Linked DNA regions of Homo sapiens: region 1 is linked to region 2. Evidence: chromatin loops called from intact Hi-C (ENCODE). Cell type or tissue: Caco-2. All regions are shown on one strand. Region 1 overlaps RFWD3 (ring finger and WD repeat domain 3). Region 2 overlaps GLG1 (golgi glycoprotein 1).

Region 1 (2,500 bases), 150 kb after region 2:
GCCCAGGCCCAAAGACAAAGCCAGCCAGGACCTGACCACCTGTATCCTCTTGGTGGCAATCTGCTGAAGCCAGATGAGTTCTGCTTTTTAATTCCAATCCTATTCTGCCACTGAAACTAGGCCTGGGCAACCACTCTTAATCATTAACATATCAAAAGGAGTATCTCCTCTGAGAAAAGAGCTTTTCTCAGGTTCTAGAAGCTAGCTTTTACAAAAGACGTCTTCAAATAGGGGCCGGGTGCAGTGGCTCACGCCTATAATTTTGGCACTTTAGGAGGCTGAGGTGGGAGGATTGCTTGAGGCCAGGAGTCCAAGACCAGCCTGGACAACGTAGTGAAACATCTATTTCTACAAAAAAATTTAAAAAAGGAAAAAATTATGTCCTAAAATATTAAAGGGTCATTAAAAGGCACAACTAGAACTTGGAACTCTGGGGAAATCTAGTGCAACAACCCCTTGCCGGAGAGAAAGATCCTAGAAACAGCTCTTGAATTGACAGGTCAGAAGTGTTTTATAATAAAAACGATAACAACTCTTCAATAATCATTTGAGAAAATCAGACTGTTAAGCCATTTTCTCCCATGAACAGGACACTGACCTGCCCACATCTTGAAGCATATTCTGTTGTGGAAGTGGGTTGGCAAAGTAGTCTGAGGCAAGGCAAAGAAATACAAACTGAGCCCTAGAAAAGGTTAGGGAGGCAAATCAAAGGAAACTGGAATCAAACATCAGCTTCACATGGGGAAGGCTTTAACTGGATAACTGGAATGTATAAAGAACACTTAAGAACAGCCCCTCAGTCTGAGGAATTGGCTTTATTTAGATAGGAACTCTCAAAATGGGAGACAAGTTCTTCTCATGTTTTCAATAGCAGTCTGAATAGCTTTTGTAAATTCTCTTATGTCTTTTCTCCTGATCTCTGACACTAGGGGAGACTCAAGTAAAAGCTTTGACCTATCACTCATCTTTTCCTGGCAAGAGATAGTGTTCTTCAAAGCACTAGCTTGGATAAAACCAATCCTGAGATCCTAAGCTGGCTAGAAAAAACAAAATCTTCCCCACCGCTCAAACAACTGGCCTCTTTCCTTACCTTTCGCAAAGCAATGAACTTAATGCACTAGGCATTAGCAAAGGGAATCGTTCACTAGCTGCTTCCATCACTGGGCCTGCCAATGTCCCAGCACTTCACACCTGGAACACAAGTGTTATTGCCACAAAGCACACCCAGGTGTGCTATCACACACTTGTGTGGAGATGAGACAAGTTACTAAAAGATTGTCAGCCTTCAAGGTCAGAAATAAACCGGACACAAGGTTCTACAGTGCCCTCTTGTGTTCAACTGAATAATACTCTTTTACATCTACGTTGCATCAAATCAGTACCAAGACGATGGTTAGTCCCTTCAAGGATACTTAAGTGACAGGACAACTCAGATGGGATGTCATATTCCCCAGAAAATGCTTGATGCCCACTCACATCCTAGATGATGAGAGGACACTCTCTAAGGTCCAGAAAGTCACACAGAAAATAAAGAAAATAAGAATTTCCAACATACAATAATGGTTAATGAAGGCTTTAAACCCAAGAAATGGATAATGTAGATAAAGTACCCATCAATTACTCTTTTAGTGGACATAACAGATACACAATCTGTAGTGTCTCAGTGACCTAGGGTCCTAGAATCATACTAATGCAAACAAACCATGATTCCCAATGTTCTAGACTGCAGACAATAAACAGGGATCTTGCTTGGGGCTGCTAGGCGCTAGCAAACAACATCTAACCAGCAGCATGCCTTCAAGGTTTCGAGACCACAGTCACTCCCACTTATAGATGTGGACCATCTTCTCTGTTAAGGTAGCCAAGTAGCTGTTACGGTTCACCTCAAATGGGCAGATGTCCAACACAGGCTGATCGGTCTGTAGGTCCTGGAGCAACGAGCCACTGGCAGCATCCCACAGCTAAAGAACACAAGCAGAGGGAAGGGTCAGGAGTCAGTCAGTACACGAAGGGACTTCCATTCTTCATCATCTAACAAGTCTGAAAGGCTGCAGAGAGAACACTACCTGGAGAGCAAAGCAGGCTGTCCCTAACCTTTGCAAGGTTGTTCAAAGTCAGCACACCTGACATAGTTCAGGTACAGCCTCACCTACTGTAATCAGCAATTAGTCTACCTGTAAGTGGACCTGAAATAAAGCCCAGCTTCCATTCATTCAATGTGCCAGCCTCTTCTAGGGACAGAAGGGTCAATAAGATAAAGTCCCTGTCTTTGCCCTCATGGAACTCACCCTTTTTTTTCTTTGAGACGGAGTCTCACTCTTGTCACCCAGGCTGCAGTGCAGTGGCACGATCTTGGCTTACTGCAACATCTGCCTCCTGGGTTCCAGCGATTCTCATGCCTCAGCCTCCCAAGTAGCTGGGATTACAGACATCCACCACCACGCCCGGCTAATTTTCTTGTATTTTTGGTAGAGATGGGTTTCACCATGTTGGCCAGGCT
Region 2 (2,500 bases):
CTCCCGGTTCAAGTGATTCTCCTGCCTCAGTCTCTCAAGTAGCTGGGATTACAGGTATGTGCCACCACAGCTGGCTAAATTTTGTATTTTTAGTAGAGATGGGGTGTCGCCATGTTGGCCAGGCTGGTCTTGAATTACAGACCTCAAGTGATTTGACCGCATTTGCCTCCCAAAGTGCTGGAATTACAGGCATGAGCCACCTCGCTGGCCTAAGTCTCTTTTAGTACAGGCAGGGTTTCATCACGTTGGCCAGGCTGGTTTTGAACTCCTGACCTCAAGCGATCCACCTGCCTCGGCCTCCCAAAGTGCTGGGATTACCTGCATGAGCCACAGCACCCAGCCCCTGAGGACATTACTGATCCAGTGATTGGATCACATGCTTAGTTAGAGCCTGTCTTACAGCTGGACTTCCAGTTACATGTGGGAAGAAAGGTTTTATCATTCAAAATCAAAAGAATGACACAGGAAGCTAATGGTCGTATGTTAAAACTTTTGCACAGGACTTCAAGTCTTAACCATCACAGTAGTGGATAAAATGCCTCCCCCTTGCCCTAGCCTCTCCCCAGCTTTCCAAGCCCTGGCCCACTGTGGTTTCTGGGAGCAGAGGCTGGGAGGCATTACCATCTCCAGCTCCTCCACACGGAGCTGCCTGCGGCACTTCAGGGACACCCTGTGCTCCTTGGCTTCCTGCAGAGTGTCATTGCGCACGGTCGTGCTCAGGCAGATCACCACGTCCACCCTGCAGACGAAAGAAGCTTGAGGCTGGCTGGGGCCACACAAGGGCAGATGGCCTGAGAGCTGGGCTTGGGGGGGGTCACACCATTAAGAATTCAAGATGCCCTTTGGGGGAATGTCTTTCCTGTAAGGCTCACTGTATTTTTTTTCAGGGTGCTAAAAGCTGCAATTTGACTGTGGGTGTCATGAAAGGCAGGCAGCAGCATGAATGCTGACTACATTCCTGACAGAAGGGGAAGCCACACAGGGCACATGTGTGCAACGACAGTTCAACATCTGTGTTAAAAACATGTGACCACAGAGGAATGCTGCTCTTAACTCTAGGACTGTACTTTTGACCTACTGTGAAACTCACTCCTGAAAGGTAGAGAAACCTGAGCAAATTGGGAATTTGGTTTGTATGAGGGCAAGTGTTCTAGAAATGGTCCTTTCAAAGAGCAACATGGAAGAATTTGGACAGTCACGCTGAAAAAGCTCATCAGTTTCCTCAAAAAGACTTAATTCTTAAATGAATAAAGATTCTGTTTCTTCACTAAATATCTAATCCAATACAAAAACTGCTGCATCTTAGATGAGATGACATAACGGGACGACGCAGGGAAGAGGTCAGTTCGCCTCTTTCACTCACACTGCACCCTGCTTCTCTAAGTACACAATCCAGCCCTACTTGGTCAGTTAGATGGCCTGACCTGGAAAAATTAAAAATGCTCCTTTAGCCTATGGGACCTCCATGTGAGAACTACCATCGCCAGATGCTCTGTCCAGACAGTCCGAGTGTTTGCCACGCTAATCAAAGGAGAGATGCGGGAGGCCTCCAGGGCTAACCCCACGAGGCAGCAGGAGGGCTGCCTAACATCTCGCATACTCATTCCGGAGCTAAGAGGAACTTCGGGAAAGTGGAATGAAACAACTACAAGCTACATACTTCTTTTTTATGTTTGGGCAAAGCTTCAACACGTCCTCCTTGCAGGCCATTTTAAACTTGTAAGAAAACCGAAAATCCTTCATCTGCACCTGAAAGGTAAAGAGAAAGAAAGTCAGAAGTTTTGTGGCAACTTGTGGTCAGTAGTGGTAGGGCGCACTTTTTCATATAGCTCTCACAAGCCTGTTTACAAGACCCTGCATGGCTTGACCCACACGTGAGACATCACGACCTGCTCATCTCTCCAGTACTCCCCCTACAACAGGCAGGCTTCCTTCCTTCCTTCCCTCCCTCCCTCCTTCCTTCCTTTCCTTCCTTCCTTCCCTCCCTCCCTCCTTCCTTCCTTTCCTTCTTTCCTTCCCTCCTTCCTTCCTTCCCTCCTTCCTTCCTTCCCTCCCTCCTTCCTTCCTTCCCTCCCTCCTTCCATCCATCCATCCTAAATAAAAATAGGACATATATTTGTAATTTTTTTTTTTTTTTTTTTTTGACAGAGCCTCTCTCTTGTCATCCAGGCTGGAGTGCAGTTGTGCGATCTCGGCTCACTGCAACCTCTGCCTCCCGGGTTCAAGTGATTCTCCTGCCTCAGTCTCCCGAGTAGCTGGGATTACAGGCACCCGCCATCACGCCAGGCTAATTTTGTATTTTTTGTAGAGACAGGGTTTCACCATGTTAGCCAGGTTGGTCTCGAGTTCCTGACCTCAGGTGATCAGCCTGCCACAGCCTCCCAAAGTGCTGGAATTACAGGCGTGAGCCACCATGCCCGGCTGGAAAAAATGATTTTTTTGTTGTTGCTGTTGAGATGGAATCTTGCTCTGTTGCCCAGGCTGGAGCGCAGTGGCGATC

The links. Peaks named below come from ENCODE experiments on the same cell type or tissue, not always from the same donor. Only the 100,000 strongest peaks of a DNase experiment are listed, where the experiment ranks them.
Region 1: it touches region 2 in a loop (3-fold over the local background); 27 of 110 quality-filtered maps call a loop at or near these places.

The regions. Positions count from the first base shown.
Region 1 is chr16:74,622,111-74,624,610 of GRCh38, forward strand. It overlaps RFWD3 (ring finger and WD repeat domain 3), which reads right to left. Exons shown (of 13, transcript NM_018124.4): 13 at 1-1,961. The coding sequence ends at 1,818. Among named protein-coding and RNA genes, the nearest start is that of GLG1, 16 kb to the left of the region's middle. In Caco-2, a CTCF peak has its summit at 1,318 (motif pointing left); no DNase peak of the experiment used is centred here.
Region 2 is chr16:74,468,325-74,470,824 of GRCh38, forward strand. GLG1 (golgi glycoprotein 1) reads right to left here. Exons shown (of 26, transcript NM_001145667.2): 16 at 1,661-1,749; 17 at 622-739. Among named protein-coding and RNA genes, the nearest start is that of CLEC18B, 48 kb to the left of the region's middle. In Caco-2, no CTCF peak of the experiment used is centred here; a DNase peak (open chromatin) is centred at 978.